Regions from separate parts of the Homo sapiens genome. Here region 1 is linked to region 2. Evidence: chromatin contacts called from ENCODE Hi-C or POLR2A ChIA-PET data. All regions are on one chromosome and are shown on one strand. Each heading gives the region's core, a stretch centred on a gene start or an enhancer-like site at or near the end of the contact. The rest is flanking DNA. Distances are from core to core; before and after follow the strand shown.

Evidence for each region. A loop is a pair of places that touch in the nucleus more often than their neighbours do. ChIA-PET counts read pairs that join two places held with the same protein, here RNA polymerase II (POLR2A). Pooled maps may share reads with other maps.
Region 1: POLR2A ChIA-PET joins it to region 2 with 10 read pairs in PC-9. The contact joins two enhancer-like sites. A Hi-C loop is called at or near these places in 2 of 50 pooled maps. POLR2A ChIA-PET finds 5 or more read pairs at or near these places in 3 of 52 experiments (PC-9, Panc1 and activated CD4-positive, alpha-beta T cell).

Annotation. Positions count from the first base shown.
Region 1 is chr6:16,919,134-16,925,291 of GRCh38, reverse strand. No RefSeq gene overlaps it. Among named protein-coding and RNA genes, the nearest start is that of ATXN1, 160 kb to the right of the region's middle. Within about 2 kb of position 3,776, at least 2 of the 41 ENCODE cell types and tissues checked have a DNase peak (open chromatin) inside an H3K27ac peak, as active enhancers do.
Region 2 is chr6:16,275,312-16,281,968 of GRCh38, reverse strand. GMPR (guanosine monophosphate reductase) reads right to left here. Exons shown (of 9, transcript NM_006877.4): 6 at 3,079-3,185. Among named protein-coding and RNA genes, the nearest start is that of GMPR, 40 kb to the right of the region's middle. RefSeq lists an enhancer at 4,357-4,651. Within about 2 kb of position 3,662, at least 11 of the 41 ENCODE cell types and tissues checked have a DNase peak (open chromatin) inside an H3K27ac peak, as active enhancers do.

The sequences.
Region 1 (6,158 bases), core at 2,527-5,026, 640 kb before region 2:
CAGCTCCATGCCTGTTTGTGCCCCTGAAGACCTTCCAGTGCAACAAGATGTGAAGGTGGAAGACAGTGATATTGATGATCCTGAACCTGTGTAAGCCCAGGGTAATACGTGTGTTTGTGTCTTAGTTTTTAACAAAAGTTTAAAAAGTAAAAAACAGATTAAAAATCTTTTTTATCTTTTTTATTTTTTTAAATTATACTTTACGTTCTGGGATAAACGTGCGGAACATGCAGGTTTGTTACATAGGAATACATGTGCCATGGTGGTTTCCTACACCCATCAACCTGTCATCTACATTAGGTATTTCTCCTAATGCTATCCCTCCCCTTGCCCCCACCCCCCAACAGGCCCGGTGTGTGATGTTCCCCTCCCTGTGGCCATATGTTCTCATTGTGCAACTCCCACTTATAAGTGAGAACATGCGGTGTTTGGTTTTCTGTTCCTGTGTTAGTTTGCTGAGAATGATGGTTTCCAGCTTCATCCATGTCCCTGCAAAGGACATGAACTCATTCTTTTTAATGGCTGCATAGTATTCCATGATGTATATGTGCCACATTTTCTTTATCCAAAGTCTAACATTGATGGGCATTTGAGTTGGTTCCAAGTCTTTGCTATTGTGAATAGTGCTGCAATAAACATACCCCATCAAAAAGTGGGTGAAGGATATGAACAGACACTTTTCAAAAGAAGATATTTATGCAGCCAACAAACACACGGAAAAAAGCTCATTATCACCGGTCATCAGAGAAATGCAAATCAAAACCACAAAGAGATACCATCTCATGCCAGTTAGAATGGCGATCATTAAAAAGTCAGGAAACAACAGATGCTGGAGAGGATGTGGAGAAACAGGAACACTTTTACACTGTTGGTGGGAGTGTCAATTAGTTCAACCATTGTGGAAGACAGTGTGGTGATTCCTCAAGGATCTAGAACTAGAAATACCATTTGACCCAGCAATCCCATTACTGGGTGTATACCCAAAGGATTATAAATCATTCTACTACAAAGACACATGCACACGTATGTTTAAAAATTTTTTAATAGAAAAAAACTTATAGAATAAGGACATAAAGAAAACATTTTTGTACAGCTATATAACATGTGTGTTTTAAGCTAAGTGTTATTACAAGAGAGTCAAAAAGTTAAAAACATTAAAAAGTGTATAACGTAAAAATGTTATAGTAAGCTATGGCTAATTTATTACTGAAAAAAGAAAATTTTTTCTAAATTTAGTGTAGCCAAAGTGTACAGCATTTATAAAGTCTACTGTAGTGTACAGTGACATCCCAGGCCTTCCCATTCACTCACCACTCACTCACTGACTCACCCAGAGCAACTTCCAGTCTTGCAAGCTCCATTCATAGTAAGTGCCCTTTACAGGTGTACCATTGTTTAATCTTTTATACTGTATTTTAGTGTACTGTTTCTCTGTTTAGGTATGTTTAGATACTCAAATACTTACTATTGTGTTCCAATTGCCTACAGTATTCAGTTCAGTAATATGCTGTCTAAGTTTGTAGCATGAGAGTGATGGGCTCTACCATCTAGCTTATGTATGTAGTAGGCTCTACCATCTAGGTCTGTGTACCATCTAGGTCTATGATGTTTGCACAATGACAAAATCATCTAACAACACATTTCTCGGAGTGCATCCCTGTCGTTAAGTGATGCGTGACTGTCAAACCAAATCTTTACATATCAGTTTCATTCTCCAGCACCTCCAGATTGGGGAATTCTGTTATAGTAAATGAACTATCCAAATTATTTATTTTCTAGGCAACATCAAACCTTCACTCAAATGAGGGAGATGGGGCCTTGTTGAACAAACCTAGAGATGCGGGTGGGAGTGTCTGGAGGCCAGCAGTTTTGGAAGTGGGCCTTAATGTGCCTCTGAGCTCAGGGTGTCTGAATTCCTGTACCCTCCTAACTGGCATCATGAATTTTCATTGATGTTCATGAGCAACTGTATGAGTCTCCCAGCAGAAAACAGATGGTAAATTCAACTGTGATTTTGAGAAACTTTTTTGAAGGACTATTTACAATGATGAGAATGCAGCCAGAGAACAAACAAGGAATGCTGAGGCACCCAGAGGCTGAAAGCAGTGGGAAGCTATATCTATCTATCTGTCTGTCTATCTATCTATCTGTCTGTCTGTCAGTCTGTCTGTGTATCTATCTACCTACCTACCTCTTCATCTATAGAATGAGATTTATCATAAGGAATTGGTTAACATGAGTATGGAGATTGAGAAATCCCAAAATCTGTAGTTAGCAAGCTGGAGACCCAGGAGAATGAAGATGTAAGTTCCAGTTCAAGTCTGAGTCCAGAGGCAGAAGATTGGTGTCCCAGTGCAAGCACCCAGATGGGAGGAATTCCTTCTTACTCAATCTTTTTGTCTATTGTGACATCAATTGACTGGATGAAGCCCACCCACATTGAGGAGGGCAATCTGCTTTACTTAGTCTACCAATTCAAATGTTAATCTCATCCAGAAACATCTTCACAGACACATCCAGAAAAATGTTTGACCAATTATCTAGGCACTAGGTGGCCCAGTTGAGTTGACACATAGCATTAACCATCACGAGGGGCAAGGGATGAATGATGCTACCATAGCCTCCAGTGAGCTGAGCGGTGGGTCTCCAGACGGGACCTATAGCTGAGAGATATGCAGCTGCTCTCAGAACAGCTCCAAGGCAGGGAGGAAGAGGGGTGAAAACTCCATTCTTTCTCTCTACACTCCCCTCTCCCATCTCCTGCCACTGCCTCCCATTGGCCCAACCCAACCAGAAGCCCATGGATCATGGAACGTGAGCGGTGTAAGAGTGCAGCCAGCAGAGGTCAATGTCCTGGTGCTCAGAGCTGGCAGATAGAAGAGGAGAATATACTCAAGAAACGACAAATGAAAATAAACCACCACAGCAACCCCCAGAACTTTTCTAGAAATACTTAGCAAAGTGAACTCTGAAAAAAAAACCTGTTACTCATAGCCAGGGATGGCCTAGAGTCATTTTAGTCTCAACATTAAACAATATTAAGCATTAAGCAAAAGGGGATTTGTACCCCATATATAATATTTGGAGCATACCAATTGCATGTGAATAAATTTATTAATTAGAGATCTGTAATTCTGAGACTGTGCTTGTGTGTATATCTCTTATCTCCTCTTTGAGGATGTAAGCTATTGTAGGGCAAAGATGGTCTCAGAATTCTACAGTGCATTGAACATGGTAGATATTCCGTAAATATTTGCCGAAAAACTATTTCCACCTCTTTTCCTTAAACCTAATAGGAACTGATGAAATGCAATATAAAAAACAACAAAGGTTTTGTAAGTGTCATATGTAATCAGCCAAGGAGAGTTTTAGCACAGCAGGTAGTAAGAGTGGAACTAAATTGCTTAGTCTGACTTCTTAGAGCTAACTCATTTAACAAATGTTTATGGAGCACCTGTGCTGTGCCAAACACTGTGTTAAGCTTTTAAGATACAAAAATAATGTTTTGAAGGAAGAAATCCATTAAACATACAAACCACTCATGAACCACTCAATTTTTATGGCGTGCAACCAGCTAATTGCCACATAGCTGTTTGGATCAGTTTTACAGAGGTCTGATTCAGTTAAATCAATGAAATGAGTTGCCTAATCCACTTATTTTAGACATGCAGAAGCATGCTTCATTTTGCTGTCCACAGCCCTAGTGCAGGTTTATCCCTTGACAAAACTTGGGTTAGCTATGACGCGGACGCAATGTTATAGATTGTGACCACAAAAACTCAACAAAGCTATGTGCTGTACCACTTTCTCAAAGCTACTCCCAAGACTGGGGCCCAGTGATGAGAGGTCCTTGAAATGGAAGGATTCCAGTTAAGAACAGTAGTCACAGAACAGTTAAGCTTTCTTTAGCAATGTCAAATGCCAGCATATCCCGCAGAGGAGCATCTTTCATATCTGCAGACAAAACATTGTCCCCATCCACCCAACAATTTCAGTTAGCATTTCCTTCTAGACCCTGAGGCACAAAAAGCCACTATTTACTTGAGTGGGTTTTCTCACAGCAAAACAGCTTTGTCTTTCAACTTCCTTTTCTAGAACCAACCCTGTCTTGCTTCCATAATACTGAGAAAAGTGGATCAGAGTCTCCCGCTGTTTGTGTCAAATAGCAATTCTTTTATGTTGCTCTATTATAAATGCTGCTCAGACATTTTGAGTCAAAACTGTGAAATATCCCTTCTTGCGTCCCCATTATCCATTCTATTACGAGATTTAAGACTTGTGAATAATCCCATATGTGACCTTGGTTAGATGACTCTTTTTTTAACCAGGACAAAAACCAATTGAGTGATTTCTTCATGTAGAGTGTGCCAGTAGTTGAATATCCTACACTTGTTTAAGAGCACTATTATTTGATCTCAAAATATTCTGTAATGGGATGGGATGTATTTTCTCCAGAATTTAACCTTATGCTAATTATGTCTAGCATGGGCTCTGAGACATACATTAGAATTACTGAACTATAATGTCAATCAAAGTTTTATCTTCAGTAGTGTCAATCTGAATAGAAAATTCATCTGCTTTCTTAATATAATCACTAGTAATTTGGTGTGTGTGTGTGTGTGTGTGTGTGTGTGTGTGTGTGTGTGTGTGTGTGTGTTTTGACAGGGTCTCGATTTGTTGCCCAGGCTGGAGTGCAGTGGCATGATCATGGCTCACTATAGCCTCCACCTCCTGGGCTCAAGCGATCTTCCCACCTCAGCCTTCTGAATAGCTAGGACCACAGGCATGTATCACCACACCAGTCTAATTTTTTATTTTTATTTTTTGTAGAAAATGGGGTCTCCCTATGTTGCCAAGGCTGCCCTCAAACTCCCGGGCTCAAGGGATCCTCCTGCCTCCTGCTCCCAAAGTGCTGGGATTACAGGCGTGAACCACTGTGCCCACTAGTAATATTTTTTTTTAATTAACTTGCTAATATTCTCACTAGTTGCACTTCTGGTTGAGAAATGAGAATAATAGTTACAACAGTTCTTCCTTCTTTACTTTCAGATTTGTTAACTCAAATTACCATAGCTTTTATTTTATAGGTATTTGCTTATAAATTTGCAGATTATAAGTTTTTTGAATTGAGGGACTTTTTATACTTGTTTTTCTCCCCACAACCAGCCTTAAATATAGTAACTTCAATATAATAAATACTCCACAAATGTTTGTGGGCATTGAATCAATAAGATTTTTTTGAAAATAATAACATGCAAGGTAAATTTGAGGAAATCTCTCAGAAAGTACAATAAAAGCACAAAAATATGAAAAACATGAAAGAAAAGAAAATTAGGGGGCCTAAATGGATTAATAAAATTCTAGTAAAATAGAAAAATAGAAAAATTAAAGGGGTGATATTATCACATAAGTTATACAAGAAAAATGTCGAAAACTGAAGATCATTCATTTGCAGATTGAAAGGTTCCATTGATGGCTAAAATGAATGAAGAAAAAACTAACATTAAATAAAATATAATTGTAAAATTTCAGAACCTAAAATAAGAAATAAACCATAAAGGCTGCTGGAGAAAAGAGAAGATCAAACACCAATAATCAGTAATCATATGGAGCTGTTTTTTTGAATAGCGAAATTGGAAGCTATAAAACAACACAATGATACCTTGAAAATTATCAGGAAAAATTAGTCCAACCTAGAATTCTACATAATAAAGGTATTATTAATCAAGTATCAAAAGAAAAGACATTAGAAAACACACAAGTTCTCAAAAATCAACTTTTCACATATTCTTTCTCATGAAGCTATAGGAGGATGCATTCCATTTAAGCAAGAGAATAAAGCAATAAAGAGAAGGAGAATAAATCCAGGCAACAGGATCAGAGATTTTCCAGTGTTATGATGAAGAGAAGGCTCAGGATGAAAGCTACATTCAGATTCGGATTAAATCAGGAGGTTATGGATTCTAGGAGAGATACTGATGAGAAAAATACAGAGTAGATTCAGTTCCCTGTGTTTTGCTCATGAGAAAGTGATTTATTTTACATCTTTACAGAAGTGCTTAGGGGAAGAAAACATGGTATATAAAAAAAGTGCATGAAAACAACAGGACAACTGTAAATTCTAGAAAAAACAAAAAGTCGTTCAAAAAGAGTAAATA
Region 2 (6,657 bases), core at 2,413-4,912:
AATGGCTGCTCTGAACCTCAAGACACTCAGCTGCTTACAAGGACTGAGCTGAGGGCAAAGGTCCAAATTCTACTAAGTCCATTCATTTGCTTTTCCAGCTAAATGGAACTCCTAACCCCATCTAGGAGACCTCTCAGCATTGACGTAAAAGGAAACTCGGAGGCCGGGCACGGTGGCTTACGCCTGTAATCCCAGCACTTTGGGAGGCTGAGGCGGGCGGATCATGAGGTCAGGAGTTCGAGACCAGCCTGGCCAGCATGGTGAAACCCTGCCTCTACTAAAAATACAAAAAAAAAATGGGCTGAGCGTGGTGGCGCGTGCCTGTAATCCCAGCTACTCGGGAGGCTGAGGCAGGAGAATCGCTTGAACCCGGGAGGCATTCTAGCAGGGAGCTGAGATCATGCCACTGCACTCCAGCCTGGGCGATACAGCAAGACTCCATCTCAAAAAAATAAAAAATAAATAAAATAAAAAAGTAAAAACTAAAAAGAAAAAAAAGAACCTCAGAGAACACAAGCAAGATCAGAAGTGCTACCTTCCTATTGCACCAGTGCCCCAGGCTTGGGATGTCATTGTCCCTAACTGTTAAATTCAGAGAAGTTGCTGCCTTGGGCACCAGCAGATGAGACCTGGTTCAGGAACACTCACCCCGCCAGCGTATGCTGAGCCTCTACTCTATAAGCCAGTGGGTCTCACACTTGAGAGGACATCAGAACTACCTGGAGGGCTCGTGTTTAAACAGGTTCCTGGGCCTCACCTGCAGAGTTCTGATTCTGTAGGTCACGTCGATGGTGGGGCCCAAGAATTTGTAACAAGTTCTCAGTTGATACTGCTGCTGCTGGTCTGGGCACCACGCTTAAGAGAACTGCTGAGATACACTATAAATTAGGTGGTGCTGTGTAAAGAGATGCTAAGTTGATTTCCAATCAGATTCACCTCTGGGGCACACAGAGCCTCCACCCCACCCTGCCTACCACCAATCTTTGGCCAAACAGCCCTGTAAACTAAGCAAGTTTGAAGTTTCTAGAAAGACATAAGGATCTCAGAATATGTTCAGAGTAAAACTTTATTAATCAGAACTCCACTACTTTGGAAATAGTGGTCATTCAACACTTACGATATAGGGTCCAAGTTTTGACTTGATGGAGATGCTCAATGGTTAACATTATTAGGTAATGGAGACAGGACTAATTACATATGGGGATTTTGGGGACTAACCTCTGAAAGAGCCAGTTCACTAGGATGGGGTCCCGGAATGTTGATTTGTAAAAGCCTCTCTGGTGATCCTCACGCAGCCAGACTCAGACAAGGCTGCACTCAGGATTTGAGAACCACTGACATACTGCGGAATGGTACTACTGCCTGGCCGCTCCCGTGAGTTGAATAACCTCTTAGCAAATGTAGACCGACAGTTCTATGTCAGCCTTTTACACACTAGTTGCTCAATAAATGGATATTAATTTGTTCACTGGGGCAAAGGGTATTGAGTGGAGAGTCTTAGAACTCTGTCATTAACCAATAAACCTTTGACCATTTATTTCAGATACTATCACAGTAGATGCTTAATAGAGACTTGCTGGATGAATGGATGGGTGGGTGAAAAATTTGGATGAGGCATTAGAAGGGGCCCAGGCAATCTGCACTGGACAGCGAGTGAAAGACCTTGATCCTAGCTTCAGTTGTTACCTGAGCACCATTCCCAAGACTTTCATCATCTATGGGCTAAAAGCTGCCAGGTCTCCAACTATGAACACAATGCCTCATGTGCAATTTCCCTTCTGATGCCCCTCAAGCACCTCAGAATCAACAGACACGTGCCATAGTGATCACCACACCAGCCCCGAACCTCTTCCTTTGCAGCCATCTTCCAGGTGAGCCAGCACATGAGCCAGCCACAGCCTTGCTCCTCCTTCTCCTTCTCCAGTGCCCCCCAAGCACCTACTCCATTGCCGACACTTGTTTAATTCTGCCTCCCAAATGTCAGTCAATTCTGGAGATGGCTCTCAAGCCTGCTGCAGAGCACAGTCACCTCCCCCTCCTGAATTACTAACGCGTCCCAGCTGGGCTCTCTTTTTTATTTTGCCCCTTTCAATCTGACCCAAGGCAGTGAGTTGGGCACTCTCCTACTCAGACCTCTGCAATAGCTCCCTAGTGCTCTTGGAGAAGTCCCATCCTTAAAGGTGGATCCCACAGCTCTTGTCCATACTTGCCCTCAAGCTTATCTCCTGCTGCCCCTCACGCCTGCCCCTCTCAGGTCACTCGCCCCAGATGCAGTGACTGAGATTTGGTTCCCCAGTGCTTTTCTGTTCCCTTCTTTCTTCTCATCTGAAAACTTCCTTTTCAACCATCAGCTCTCTCTATTACACTCCAGGAAACCTTCCCTGACCCTGAATATGGGATACGTGGCCTGTTATGGGTTGAACTGGGTCCCCCCAAAAACTCGCATGTTGCCATCCTAACCCCTAGCATCTCAGAATGTGACCTTATTTGGAAACAGGAACAATGGACACGTCATCAGTTAAGATGCGGACATCCTGGAGGAGGGTGGCCCCTGATCTGAAAGGACTAGTATCCTCAGGAAAAGGGGATGTTTGCACACAGAGACACACACACAGAGGACGCCACAAGCTAAGGAACCAGCAGAAGGTCACAGAGAGGCCTGCAACAGATCCTTCCCTGGGGCCCTGAGAGGGAGCATGCCCCCCCCAACACCCTGATGTTGGGCTTCTCGTCTCCAGAATGGTGAGACACTGAAATTGAAGCCCCCAGTCTGTGGGGCTTTATTACAACTGTTCTAGCAAGCTGTGGCCTGGCCTACCCTGTGCTCTGAAAGCTGCCTGCACATCCCTCATCAGATGGACCACCCACCTGCTTGTATGGCTTCTGCCTACTGGGCCTGCCACCCTCACTGTGGAATCCGTGGGCAGCAGGGCCTCTGTTTCTGCTGAATGTCAGCGCTGTGACCGCAGTGCCCAGCTCCCTCCCATGCCCACAGGATGCCCAGCCAGTGAAAGAAGAGCAGCGAGGGAGCAGGGGCCTCCCAAGACACCCCAGCCTCAGCCCCGGGTGGAGACTCACAGAGATGATGTGGCCCTTCAGGCCATGGGCAGAGTCGGCACACTCAATGACGGCACTCAGCTGGGGGTACCCCACTCCCGTCTTGGTGCGGGTGGTGCACACAGAACCTGCACAGAGAAAGAAGTTGTCCCCAAATAGATGGTTATACATGAGAAGACTGTGACATGAAATGCGTCCCCCTTACCTTTGCAGCCCTGCTTTAGGGACCAGGGTGAACCTCTGTGGCAGAGGAGATGTGGGGAACAGGCTGCCCCATCTGCACGATGGAGGTCACTGTAAACCACACCACCTGGTCATGCACCCCCTCCGGTCCTCATCACTGTCACTGGCTGATGTCCCAGACATCGCCTTCCCCTCTACCATGCACCTGTCACTGCCACTCCTCCCTGTGGCACTGGCTCCCATGCAATAGCCAGGCACTGACCTTTCCACACTTAAACACCCACTCCTTTCCACCTTTCTACAAATCTACACTCTGCTTTAAAGGACCTCTCAGAATCCTCCCACTGGCTCGTAGCTTCTTTACCTTCAACCTTTGTCAAATGACTCACCTCTCTTAAGCCTCACTGCCCGGCCTGTAAAATCCAAAGAGAAACACAACCTCCTGGGGTTGTGGCAGAGAACAAATGGCACAGGGAGGGATACCGCTTGGCCCAGGGCCTGGCCTGCAGCACGACACCCTCCATACCCTCACCTGCTCTCACTCAGCTCTGTGCTCCACAGGGCCCAGCTGTTTGTCCATCTCCCTCCTGGCTGCCCCACCTCAAGTCCCTTGCAGCCTAGCCCGAGGTTCACTTCCAGGCCAGGGCTCACACCAGCACCCTCCTGCCTGCCTGTCCCACGGTCAGCCCCAGTCCTGGTTGTTCTCCCAGTTAGGTCCAGGCCAAGTCGCACTCTGACCTCTTTATCATACCTCCCCTTATTCAAGCTTCCCGGTGCCGCCACAGCACCCCACTTTACCCAGATCAGCAGAATCAAGCTCCACCTGCTCCCCTCCCTCCCCACTGCTTCTCCAATGGGGCAAGTTTCTTCCCACCTTAGGGACTCTGTACACAATGTTCTCTCTCTTGGACACTCCCCTCTGTACCAGCCCGCCTAGCCAAACCCTTCTCATCTTTCCAGCTTCTTCTTAAATGTCACTGCCCCAGGGGAGTTGTTCATCACAGTTTCAAAAAGAGGCATTTCAATCAGGATCTGTGTGAGAATGTTAAGGGTCTGTCTTCTGTACTGGGTGGTCGGCTCCGTGGACATTCGCTGTTGTTATCAGGTGCTGAGAACAGAGCCTCATATACAATAAGGCACTATAAATAGTCACTGAAAGAATGTGTGGACTCAAGAATGAATGAGTCACCCACATCCCTGTCTCCACTGCCACTCACTCAGCCCCTCCCGGAGGTCTTGTGGTGTGCACGAGAGGGCGCTCTGGGGACAGGGTAAAGGTGGAAGTGAACTCCTCCCTCCCACCAGACCCGGGGGTGGGATGCTTTGAGGCGCAGCCTAATCTCCGGCTCCTGGCCGGCACCACCTTGTAGGATGCTAATTTCTGCCAGGGGTCTTTAGGGACAAGATCAGACAGAGAAGTATGTCTGTGTCCCCAGGCCTGGATTTAGCAGAGAAACCAGGAGAGACAGGGCAAGCCCCTCTCCTGCATCAGCTGTGGGGCAGAGTCCACAGAAGTCCTGTAGCTCCCTGTGTCCTGCTATGTGTCACTCACAGTCCTGGAGCCAAGAAGTCTCATTCCCACGAAGGCGCCTTCCCCCCGCCCTGCAACCAGACGTTGTGCACGGCAGAATAAAAGGTTTAACCCCCGGTTCAGCCTCAGCTTTTCTCCTCCTCTCCCATTGAATTGCTAGATCCGGGGGTGGGGGCCTCAGCTGCAGTAGGCCTGGGGTTCTGATAGTAGTGAGGGCTCTATAAAGGGTAGACCAATTGCCTTTCTTGGAAACAGCCAAGGAAGAAGCTTCAAATAACACACAGGCGGTTCTGATTAACACCTAGGTGAAAGAAGAAGTTGGTGCATACTTTCTCTTGACTAGAGGGGCAGGGAATCCGTTTCTGATGCTTTTTCCCAGTTCCCAGGAGTTGCTCAATAATGAATGAAATCTATCAATCAATAGACATCCAATAATGCTATCATTTAGATATGTAATATGCAATGTTTTTACCATAAAGAATGTGTGAGACTTAAATATGGTCTCCAAACAATTTAAAGAAGTAGCTCCCATGCATTGGGCTCAGAGAAAGCCCCTTATTCTCTTTAGTCACATCTGTCCTACACAGACAGCCAGAGGGGTGGGGAGATACAGTGAGAGCAGAAGGACAATACAGCTTCTGGGGAAATAGAATGCAGACACAGAGATGTGCAAGAAGAAAACAAGTGTAGTAAATGTTCGAGACCACATCTAGAAAAGCTTTGAGAGGGCCGGGTGTGGTGGCTCACACCTGGAATCCCAGCACGTTGGGAGGCCAAGGCGGGTGGATCACCTGAGGCCAGGAGTTCGAGACCAGCCTGGCCAACATGGTGAAACCCCGTCTCCACTAAAAGTACAAAAAATTAGCTGGGCATGGTGGTGCATGCCTGTAATCCCAGTTACTCAGGAGGCTGAGGCAGAAGAATCACTTGAACCTCTGAGGCGAAGGTTGCAGTGAGCTGAGATCACACCACTGCACTCCAGCCTGGGCAACAGAGCAAGACTGTCTCAAAAAAAATAAAGCTTTGAGAGCCAAGAAGCTTCTCACACACCTTCACATCCTGTACAGCACCCGCCCAACACAATGGTAGCCAGTGAACATTCAATACATATTTCCTTTTTTTTTTCTTGAGACAGGGTCTTGCTCTATCACCAAGACTGGAGTGCAGTAGTGCGATCTCAGCTTACTGCAACCTTCACCTCCCAGGATCAGCTGATCGTTCCACCCTAGCCTCCCAAGTAGCTGAGACTACAGGTGCATACCACTGTGCCTGACTACTTTTTAATTTTTATCTCCTATTTTTAGTAGAGACAGAGTTTCACCATGTTGCCCAGGCTGGTCTCAAACTCCTGGGCTCAAGCGATCCACCCACCTTGGCCTCCCAAAGTGCTGGGAGACCAGGCGTGAGCCACCACATCAGGCCCATATTTCTGATTAAACAGGTGACTAGTGAGTGTCCCTGCCTTTGGGACTAAAAAGAGTCTTCCTAATCTATTAGCCTATTTTGTTCTATTATCAGTCTGTCTATTACAGCCTGCCCTAAGAGGAGGCAGCCTGGAAAGGAAGAACGAGGCCTTATCCTTTCTTGCCTTTTCAATAATGGTAGATACTCAGTAAAGACCTCTTCCCATTTGCTCAGAATACATTATTAACTGGCTTAAATGAGTGGCAATATGAAAAACTTAACCTTGAAAATCTCCCTGTATGTTAAAAGCTTGGGTATTTTTACGAATCTACAGGGTTCTTCTTCCTAATATTCTCTTCATACACATCCAATTCCCTCAGGCTGATCACGGAGCCAAGTCACAGCTCAACAGCGTCTCCTGCGCCTCCCAGCTGTGCGTTTTCCCACAGATTCCTCTCATATTGGTTTAGGTTTGCTTCCTT